Regions from separate parts of the Mus musculus genome. Here region 2 is linked to region 1. Evidence: chromatin loops called from intact Hi-C (ENCODE). Cell type or tissue: heart. All regions are shown on one strand. Links, peaks and the distances in the headings refer to the core of each region. The heading gives the core; the rest is flanking DNA. Region 1 holds the start of Gga1 (golgi associated, gamma adaptin ear containing, ARF binding protein 1). Region 2 holds the start of Nol12 (nucleolar protein 12).

Region 1 (5,369 bases), core at 1-5,000:
GGAGAGAGGTATTTCACAACTGGGCATGACTCTTCAGATGCTGTCCTGGCTAGTTTTGTGTCAACTTGACACAGCTGGAGTTATCACAGAGAAAGCAGCTTCAGTTGGGGAAGTGCCTCCATGAGATCCAGCTGTAAGGCATTTTCTCAATTAGTGATCAAGGGGGAAAGGCCCATTGTGGGTGGGACCATCTCTGGGCTGGTAGTCTTGGTTCTATAAGAGAGCAGGCTGAGCAAGCCAGGGAAAGCAAGCCAGTAAAGAATATCCCTCCATGGCCTCTGTATCAGCTCCTGCTTCCTGACCTGCTTGAGTTCCAGTCCTGACATCCTTTGGTGATTAACAGCAATGTGGAAAATGTAAGCTGAATAAATCCTTTCCTCCCCAACTTGCTTCTTGGTCATGATGTTTGTGCAGGAATAGAAACCCTGACTAAGACAGATGGGGAAAATATCTATGGTCCTCTTTTACCTCTGACCTCCTGAGACCCGTGCAGTACTGTATCTCATGCAGTCCATGGTCACTGTCTCCTTCTAACCACCAATCAACCCCACTGCCAGGCTGACTCTCCTCCGCCCCCCCCCCCCCCCCCAGATCGGTGAGCTCTGGGAATCAACCTTCCAGTTCAACTTCCTTCGAGGCTGGCTTCAAAGATGCTGACCATGTCGGCCCACACCACCCTGCACAGATCCTTGCTATATCTCAGACCAGGAGGTTGAGCTTGAGGATAGACCGGAAGGCTTCTCTGGGTCACATCCCTGAAAGGCCTTGGGACAGACCTGTCACTAAATGGACCAGAAGAGCCAACCTGCAGCTCCCAGGGGCAGAGTTCAGGAATGGGGTTGGCAAGGCCAAGGATCTTCAACAAGCAGTGTGGGACAGGGAGAACAGAGGATGGGGCTTGGAAGCCAGAGTTGGAGGAAGCTGTTTCGAAGGAGACAGGAAACAAGGACAGAGGCCTGGGGAGGAGGCTCAGCAGGGGCTAGGAAAGCAATCTGGGACGCAAAGCAAGGCTGGGCTTGGGTATAACGACAGAGAACTTGATTTCCTTATGGAGTCTTAGACGGGACCCTTTCAAGCACTGGGAGTTTCTCCAGGCGCGGACAGAGCTGGATCAGATGGGCCAGGGGTCCCCCCTTTCCTGGGCTGGGGGACCGAGCAGATCTAAGAAGAGCTGCGGGCACAGGGTTTGAAAGACTCAGGCCCTGAGGAAGTGGGGGGATCCCTCTAGGGGAAGACTCGAGGGTCTGCGCTTTGGTGCAACAGGCAGGGCCTTCGGGGGTCCGGGATAACTCTGCGCCACCGGGTCACCGGGGTGGGTGGGCGGCGCCCGCTCCCGGCCAGGCTGCGCGCAGCTGCCAGGGTCCGAGCGGAGCGACAGACTGGGGCGCCGCCCCTCCGGGTCGGGGGGCGGGGCGTGAGGAGGGGGCGCGCGGACCCCGCCCCGCCGGGAGAGAGAGAGGGGCCAGCCTCGCGCCCCCGGTTCCGGTTCCGGTCCGGCTCGCGCCCCTCCCGGACACTCACTGATTCGTGCCTCCAGAGTCTCCGGCTCCATCGCGGGCTCCATCCGCCACGGGCCCCCGGCCTCGGCGCCGCCCCCCGCCCCCCGGCCGCTCTCGCGGGAACTCCTCGGCTCCGCCCTCGGCCGGTTAAAGGGGCCGCGTCCACCCCGCGGAGTAGGAACGCGGCACCGGGACGCCGGGCACCATCGAGACGCGGGTGGAGCCGCCTAGAGCGTCGCCTCGTCGGCGCCCCTCCCCCTGGCGGCTGGCGGAGTCGCCGGTGGGGCTGGTCGGCGGCCTCGCAGCTCCGGGCGCTCGGGCGGGAGAGGAAGAGGAGAGCCTGGGGGTGGCGGGCGGCACCATAGAAACCCCGCGGGACCGCTCTAACTCAGTTAGCGTCACGCAGAGACCCGTGACCGCTTCCGGGACAACGCTCCGGAGCCATGTTTCTGAAGGGGTTCTGAAGTCACTTCCGGAGCCCTCAGGGGTACTTCCGCTTACGTGGGAAGATGTCAAAGTCCCTTAAAAGGGCAACTGGGCACTGTGGCCGCCGCCAACGCGATGAGGTTAAGCTAACGTTTGTTTAGCTCTTAAAGCCCTAGGCATTGTTCTGAGCAGTTTTTTCCCCTTTGAGACAAGGGCTCACTGTCTTGCTCTGGCAGTCCTGAAGCTCGCTCTGTAGAATAGGCTGGCGTGGAATTCCTGAGATCCGCCTTTTTCCGCCTCCCAAGTGCAGACATTAAAGAAGTGTGCCACCACGCCCAGCAAAGGGCTAAGTCTTTTTTTTTTCTTAACCTATGAATCTACATTCAAACCCGGGAGCCAGGTTATGAGTTTGCCTGAGGTCATTAGGGGTCAGTGCTTGCACCGAGTACTTAATTCTGCATTCAGTTTAGAAACTCCTTGCATTTGGGTTATTCGGTGCCCAGCCCTGGAGAGAAAGACAAGGCCAGATATATATCCTACAAGGTGATGATAACGCCCGCACTTATCAGACAGAGGCAGGAGGTTATCAGTTCAAGGCCAGTGTGGAATATCGTATCTCAAAGCACGTAACACTCTCAAGGTGATGGGGAAGCCAGAGAGGTGGTGGCAAAATGAGAGGTTATCTTTCCCCAAACTGGAATGGTGACGACGTCAGGCTCTTTTTTTGAGGTGGTTTAGGAGGAGGCAAAATGTGAGGTACTTTCACCCGCTTTTTCCACCCTCTGCGGTCGCCTTGGCTAATTCTCAGGAATGCCAGTTCGCTCTCTGTAGCCTCTGGCGGCCGTCGGGGGAACTGGCTACTGTGCCCTCTCCAGCGAGCCTGTGCCAGGAAGAGTTAAAGAGCATCTGAGACCAAGGAACCGGCGAATCCAGTTCCGCATGCCTGTGGCCTTGGAGGGATCAGTATTCACCTTGCAGAACCAGTTACCTCATTTCAGTCGGGTTTTCTTCTGAACCCAACTCTCAGTGAGACGTTTAATTCTCTCCTGCAACCTATAAGATACGGGAGAGGGTAACAAGATGGGCTCCGCCTGCTTTGTTTTCTTTATTTTTAAAATTGTTAATGAAATAAAACCCAACTGCAGGCCGGGCAGTGGTGGCGCACGCCACCTAGCACTTGAGAGGAAGAGGCAGGTGAATCTCCGAGTTCAAAGTCAGCCTGGTCTACGGAGCGAGTTCCAGGACCCAGGGCTACACAGAACAAAACCCAAAACAAAAACCCAAACTGCATTTGCCAAATTGATTTAAAGTCAGATCACTACTCACAGGCACTTTTGGTGGAGCGACAGAGGCAGGGTCTCCTGTAAGCCTAGGCAGGCCTTGAACGCACTATAGACTTGATCTCTGATCCTTCTTTCTCCACCTTCTGCGTGCATCACCACACCTGCAAGAGAATAGGACTTCTTGCAAGCTAAGCAACACGCTACCAACTGAGAGACATCTCCAGCTACTTCTGCCTCCATCTAGAGTCCTTATAGCCCAAGCTGGCGATTTCTGTGGTACCTAGCATTTCATATAAACATGTTAGGCAGACACATCACCACCTGAGCTCTAACCTCCAGCTGCCCCACAGTGTATTTCTTTGCATGCTTGTGGTTTGTGTCCCTCCCTGCCTCTGGGAAGTCTCATCCTGAAGCATTGCATCTGGTGAATCCCTGAGTTTCTTTTCCTGTTGCTGTGATTAAACTGCTCTGATAAAAGCAACTTAAAGAAGACAGGGTTTCCCACAATTCAAGGGGAGGAGAAATCAAGGCGGTGGCAGCTGGGCCCATCACAGCTGCAGCTGAGAAACAGGGCAGAGAGAGTGTGGAATGCACACTGCTTCCCGCCCTTTCTCCACTCACACAGTACAGGTTCCCCATCGGGGATGGTGCCACCCACAGTGGGCAGGTCTTCCCAGCTCAGTAGACTCAGGCAGGGTAATCCTCCTGAGGCACGAGCAGCAGCTCATCGACCAGGTGATTGGAAATCTGTCAAGTTCACAGAACTAGCGGGCACAGTGTCCTGAGACCTAAAATAGTGCTGGGGTCCAGAAGGTGCCGGGGTTCAGAGCATAGTGCCTCAAAGCATGGCGCCTGCCCACACTGAAGGGATCTCAGAATCGGCACAGAGCACAAGCAGACACTAAATCCTCAGCCCCAAAGAGATTTTATTTACCTAGGAGGGGACAAGCAGGGGGTCTGACTGCCTCTGGGTCAGGCAAAGTGAGCCTCAGGTGTCTCTGTGGGAGTGGTTTGTTTGTAAGGAGACAAAGGGGGAAGCCTGAATTAGGATGACTTGGTAAATCCTAATTGGACATGTTAGTTAGTGTAGCCAAATGTTGAATTTTGATTGCTGGACCTTGGTGATCAGCCTCAGGAATGTATTCGAATGGTTTAGCAAAGGAGAGGGAATCGGAAAAGGAAGACCTGCTGCTGTCATGATTGCCAGGCCTGGGCTTGTCAGAAAGCCCTTCACATGTGGGTCTGCAGGAAACCTTCTCCCTTTTCCCTTCCGCCCTTTCTCCTCCGTCTTCCGTCTCCCTTCCAGGTAGGCCATAGAAACTAGAATTCTTGGGCTGGAGAGATAGCTCAGTGGTTAAGAGCACTGACCCCTCTTCCACAGATCCTGAGTTCAATTCCCAGCAACCACATGGTGGCTCACAACCACTTGGGAGGCAGAGGTAGGCAGAACTCTTGAGTTAGAGGCCAGCCTACACAGCAAGTTCCAGGACAACCAAGGCTACATAGACCCTGTCTCAAACAAAACACCATCTTTAAAAAACGATTACATGTTTATTTACATGTGGAGGGCAGAGAGCGACTTCAGGGGTGGCGCCTTCCACCTTCCCTTGCTTTCAGACTCAGTTCTTGGGTTCTTGCCTTTACTCCCCCAGCTGTCCTGCTGGCTCCCCACCAGCCTCTATGTGGTGCTGTGGCTATCAAACCTCGGGCTTTGTTCGTGCTTGACAAGTCCTCTCTCTGCTGAGCTACACTCCCAGTCTGTCACTTCATTATCCCAATGAAAGAAAGCGGCAAACAGCGGCAAGTGTAGGGTGAGACCTGCCCTTGCTCTCCCCTTCCCCAAAGCACAGAGGTAGCTGCACGACACTTGTCCTCACCTTCCTCCCTTGCCAGAGCCACACACTGGCACTTTATCTCTCTGCCACCTCGAAGGACAAGGATTCCAAGGACAGCAGGAAAGACTTGGGAAATCTCCAAGGACCTCCTTGCCTCTCCGTAACAGTCACAGCCACCGGAGCGGAGGGGATGGGAGCTTTGCCACAGATGTACAGTCTTAGAGGTGACAGAGTCATTGGCCTCCTCTAAGTATCCAAAGCCTTTGGACCTTTTCTTCTCTTCCCCCGCCCCCCAACCTTCCGAAATAGGGTTTCTCTGTGTAGCT
Region 2 (5,369 bases), core at 52-5,051, 58 kb before region 1:
CTGGTGGCGCTGAAGCCCAAAGGGAAGAGGTGAAGGTGTTAACTGTTAACCTGACCAAATCTAAGATGGCCTGGGAGATGGGCCTCTGAGCATACTATGCGTTATTATCGTGATTTTGTTTACTGAGATGGGAAGACCTGCTCACTATGGGTGGTGCCATTCAGTGAAGAACCAGCTGCTTCAAGCTCCTGCCACCCTGACTCTCCTGCCAGGATGAACTGGGTGCTTGAACTCAGAGTAAACCTTTCCTCCCTTATGCTGCCTTTTTTTCAAGAGTATTTTACCACAGTCACAGAAAAAGCCACTAAAACGGAAATAAACACAGCGAGAATGGCCTTTCGGTCCACACATGGGACAGCCCTGTGTACTCCCATCGTATGAGAGCATGGTTCACGGAGCAAATTCTAGAGGAGACTCATCCCTCACACGCGGATCCCCAGCGTCTCTATACGCTGCTCCCGTCACACTCACACTGCGGTCCCATAGCTGCCTCTAGCAGACCTAGCCAAGGCTGGCCCTCCCCTGGGAGGTGAAACCCTACCCCACCCTCAACCACACCTCTTCCCGAAGTTTCTTCTGCTCTTGCTTAAGCCGCTGCTTTATCTCTTCAATGGCTGCCTTCTTGCGCTCTACCTTCCGCTTGTGGAAGCCTGTCAGGTACTCCCTGCAAGAAGGAAGAAGGGGAGAAGCCAGGGGAGTCAGGAGGAGCCAGGAGGAAAGCAGGGCTCTACAGAGCTCCATAAGTTGCCTGACTCTCTCCTACCCACCAACCCATTTTACCCTCTCACAGCCAACCCTTAATTTATAGATGGGGACTCTGAGGAAGAGACTAGGATACTCATCCAAGGTCACAGACAATGCAGTCACAAGTCATTCAATGACAAAGGTACCTTCGAGAAATGAGTTGTGAGTCCTTGCTGGACCATCAGAGTGTACTTACATAATAATCCTGGGTGGTATAACCTACCACACACCTATGCTGGAAGCTATAGTCTCAGTACGCGCTCCATCACTAACCAAACGTCACCTAGCTCACCTGGCCTTCCTGCCCCTTGCTAAGTACACAAAAGGCCAGGTGGTCAATACACAGAGCTGGTGGTCACTGTTCCCACACTGGCAAACTTTATTTCATAGGAGTCACTTCTAGTAAGGCTTTCTAATAATGCCTTCACCCAGACCCCAAAACTCTTTCACTGAACCAACCAACAACCAGTCCTCAAGGCCACCTGACTCCTGAACCCACCTGGGTCCTGTGTGGCGGGTCCTAGGAGTGCCCCCACCTTCCTGACTCGTGCTTCCTTCTTCCTGTCTAATCTCTGCTGTTCCTGAGTTTGCTGTATTGGAAGTTAATTACGCTTAGTACCTTATTCGAGCTAGGCAAATGGTCTAATAAATTAATTCGTTTATATTGTCTTGGAGACAGGGACAAATTGTCCAAATGCCCATACCGTTCTTGAACTTTCCCGCACAGGGTTTTACTTTGCAATCCTCCTGCCTCAGCATCCGGGATGGCTAGGATTATAGGTCTGCACTACCAGGCTTTGCAATTACGGTTTCCGTTGGTACACTACACCAGGGGTTTTAACTGTATTTTGCTACTGTTATGGATCGTAATGTAAATATTATCTCTTTTCCGATGGGTTTAAGGGGGTCGCGACCCACAGGTTGAGAGCCATCAGACCACAAGGTGCTATTTACGGTGACACTAAAAAGCAGTTCAGCCTCTGGTCTCAGGCTTGGCTGGCACGCAGTCTGGTGCGTGAATCAATGAACTAAACCTCTCTCATCCCATCGGCTCGTCCTTCGTCAACAACGACTGGGAGCCAGCTATGGGCTGTGACAATAGACGGCGCGGCACTCCGGTGGTCCAAGGCGCAGCGCTGAGAGCCGTAAACAGCGAGGGAGGAGCGGGCGACTCCATCCCCCGAGGTGGGGAAAGAGGAAGGCGAGCTCCAGCTACATCCAGGGGCGGGGCCGGAAGAACCCTCCGCGTGGGCGTGCGCGCCCTGTGCCTGGCGCGCTTCCCCCGGCAGCCCGACGGGAGTCTCTTTCCACCCTGCCACTCACCGCCGCTTCTCTTCATCAAAGTTGAGAACGAGCCGGGGCCGCCGGTCGTCTCCATCTCTTTTCTTCTTCTTCTTGTTGCGGCCCATTGCAGTGAAGCTTCCGGCAGCGTGGCCGCTTCTGACTTTAAAACACTTCCGGGTGTAGCAGTTTCAGATTTCCGGTAGGGCGCTCTTCGTGGCCTTGTTCCACAGTTCCGCAGATTTGGCTCCACCTTTTAAAGGAGCCTCCCGTCCTGCCTCAGCTTTGGTTCAGGTCTTCTGAACAATCCTCCCAGAATGGCTTCGGTGAGAACTAGGCTCCCCGATTCCATCATCTGACCTGCCTCGAACAAGCGCTCAATCTGGAGTTATTTATAAACCGCTAAGAATTACTGAACTTAATTGAATTCAGATGTCAACTCTTTCATGATTTCCTTGAGCGAGGGAAACTGCCTAGATGCAAACACTGGTATTCCTTTACAAAGTATGTGACTCAAAAGCAATTGCCCCCCTTTAAAAAAAAAAGATTAAATCATAAATTATGGGCTAGGGGAGGTGGCATACATCTTTATCCCAGTACCTGAGAGGCAGAGGCAGGTGGATCAAAGTCAGCCTAAGCTACACAGTGAGTTCCAGGACAACCAGAGCAGAGCTAGACAATAAAGAGACCCTGTCTATAAATAAATAAGTAAGATTAAAAAAATACTGTGCCTAAGTGAGTTTAGGTCTACTGTATGAGGACCTACAAGGCCAGAAGACGGTATGAAATCCCCTGCAACTAGAGTTACAGATGGGGGCTGGTGAGATGGCTCAGCAGGTAAGAGCACCCGACTGCTTCCGAAGGTCCTGAGTTCAAATCCCAGCAACCACATGGTGGCTTACAACCATCCCTAATGAGATCTGACTCCCTCTTCTGGTGTGTCTGAAGACAGCTACAGTGACTTACATATAATAAATAAATAAATCTTAGAGTTACAGATGGTGTGTGAGTCATGTGGGTACTGAGAATCAAACCTTGGTCCTCTATAAGACAAGTAGGCACTGTTAACCATTGGAGTCATCTCTCCAGCCCCCAAATTGCCTTTTTCTTTGTGTCTCACTTTCCTATTTATAAAATAGAGATCATTGTAGTGACTTTGTAAGGCTGTAAAGAGGTGGCCCTGGAACTCTGGCATGCACTTAAAGGCTTGCTGAAATCCAAATTGAGGGTTCAGGGTTCAACACACTTGGCAGGGCCCCAGAATGTCCATTTCTAGAACATTCTCTGGTGACCCTGAATATTGCTCCTGCGTGCAGCAAACTGAGAGCCGTGACTGTGGTGGGACAAGTGTGTCGGGTCAGAAGTGCATAACACAATATTCTCCCAGACTCAGTTGGTGCAGAGGGAAATCTCTGAGTTCGAGGCCAGCCTGGTCTACAGAGTAAGTTCCACGACAGCCAGGGCTACACAGAGAAATCCTGTCTCAAAAAACCAAAGCCAAACGGGGTGGGGGGAGAGCAGGGATTGTGCCAGTGATCAAATGTGAGCTAGATTGTCTGAGCTTTGGTGTTTGGTCTCCCTTCCCAGCTTCCTGGCCACTCCCTCAGAAGCTAATATGTCTGCTCAGAGAGGTGGGAAGCAGGCTGTGATAATGAGCCTCACTTCCACGTAGGTGTGGCACTCCATGAATGTCTGATTCCTCCCACACGGGTCCCCCACTCGGAGATTCTATGCTGGATGCTGAGAAGAAGTTATCTTTAAAGTGTGGGTCGGGGCTGGAGAGATGGCTCAGTGGTTAAGAGCACTGACTACTCTTCTGGAGATCCTGAGTTCAAATCCAAGCAACCACATGGTGGCTCACAACCATCTGTAATGAGATTAGTGCCCTTTTCTGGTATGTCTGAAGATAGCAACAGTGTACTCACATATAATAAATGAACACATTAAAAAAAAAAGTGTGGGTCCCCAAACTGGGCATGGTGACACAGCCTGTTATCCTAGCAAGTAGAGACAGGAGGGTCAGGAGTTTGAAATCATCCTGATACGCAGAAAATTGGAGTCCAGCCTGGGCTAGAGACCCTATCTTAAGAAAAGGGTTACTAGACACATGCGTCTCCGAGTGGTCACTTCTGTTCCCCTAGAACCAAGCCCTCCTACATCCTTTGTCATCTCCCTTCTGGGTAGAGGCACTGTCCTGGCCACACTGTGCCCCCTGAAGAAGCCTAGAGAGCTGAGAGCTGCCTTCCCTTCTGCTACTGGGCTGTCACCCGCTGCTATGCTATCCCCTCCTCTCTGTGGACTAAACAGAAGTTCTGTGGTCTGACTTAGTAAGTCAGAGCCCGCCTTTGGTCTTCAGCCCCTTCCCAGACTCCTTCCTCTTTGTGGGTCACTGGATGCCTTCTTAGCCAAAGCTGTGGCCTGTGCATCTCCCACCCCCACCCCAGGACCATTTTTTTCTTTTCCTTTTCTTTTAAGATTTATTTATTTATTTATTTAATGTATATGAGCACACTGTAGCTGTCTTCAGACACACCAGAAGAGGGCATTGGATCCCATTACAGATGGTTGTGAGCCACCATGTGGTTGCTGGGGATTGAACTCAGGACCTCTGGAAGAGCAGTCAGTGCTCTAAACCGCTGAGCCATCTCTCCAGTTTCCCGGGGTTTTGTTTGTTTGTTTGTTTTGTTTTGTTTTTGTTTGTTTGTTTTGTTTTGCAACAGAGTCTCCCTACATATCCCTGGGTGTCCTGGAACTCACTATGTAGACCAGACTGGCCTTGAACTCACAGAGCCCTGCCAGCTGAGTGAGGGATTAAAACAGTGCACGATCAAGCTGGCAACCAGTACAATTCTTTTTTGTTTGTTTGGGTTTTTTTGTTGTTGTTTTGGTTTTCGAGACAGGGTTTCTCTGTATAGCTCTGGCTGTCCTGGAACTCACTCTGTAGACCAGGCTACCCTCGAACTCAGAAATCCATCTGCCTCTGCCTCCAAAGTGCTGGGATTAAAGGCGCATGCCACCACTGCCCGGCTTTTTTTTTTTAACTATTATTATTTGTAATTCATTTTATGTATATAGGTGTTTTGCCTCAGGTCCGAAGAAAGCGTTTCATCATCTGAAACTGGAGTTAGAGACAATTGAAGATGGCTGTAAGCTGCCATGTGGGTGCTGGGAATTGAACTCTGGTCCTCTGGAAGGGCAGTCAATGCTCCTACCACTGAGCATCTCCCAGCCCCACCCTGTGGTGAGCCTTACAACCTCTCTGTGAGGTCATCCCTTTCTTGTTCAAGATCAAGTGCTTAGCTCCCGTAGGGTAACACAGGAAGACAGTCTGAGGGACATTTCCT

Evidence for each region. A loop is a pair of places that touch in the nucleus more often than their neighbours do. Peaks named below come from ENCODE experiments on the same cell type or tissue, not always from the same donor. Only the 100,000 strongest peaks of a DNase experiment are listed, where the experiment ranks them.
Region 2: a loop joins it to region 1, with 5 times the contacts of the local background. A loop is called at or near these places in 1 of 42 quality-filtered maps.

What each region holds. Positions count from the first base shown.
Region 1 is chr15:78,873,770-78,879,138 of GRCm38, reverse strand. Gga1 (golgi associated, gamma adaptin ear containing, ARF binding protein 1) reads right to left here and starts at 1,949. Exons shown (of 17, transcript NM_145929.2): 1 at 1,522-1,949. The coding sequence starts at 1,564. In heart, for the core only: CTCF peaks have their summits at 1,787 (motif pointing left) and 2,771; DNase peaks (open chromatin) are centred at 788, 1,658, 1,798, 2,758 and 2 weaker places; H3K4me3 peaks cover 2,744 bases; H3K27ac peaks cover 3,736 bases.
Region 2 is chr15:78,931,774-78,937,142 of GRCm38, reverse strand. Nol12 (nucleolar protein 12) reads right to left here and starts at 2,210. Exons shown (of 6, transcript NM_133800.3): 1 at 2,068-2,210; 2 at 559-664; 3 at 1-9. The coding sequence starts at 2,153. In heart, for the core only: a CTCF peak has its summit at 2,227; DNase peaks (open chromatin) are centred at 1,922 and 2,232; H3K4me3 peaks cover 1,753 bases; H3K27ac peaks cover 2,642 bases.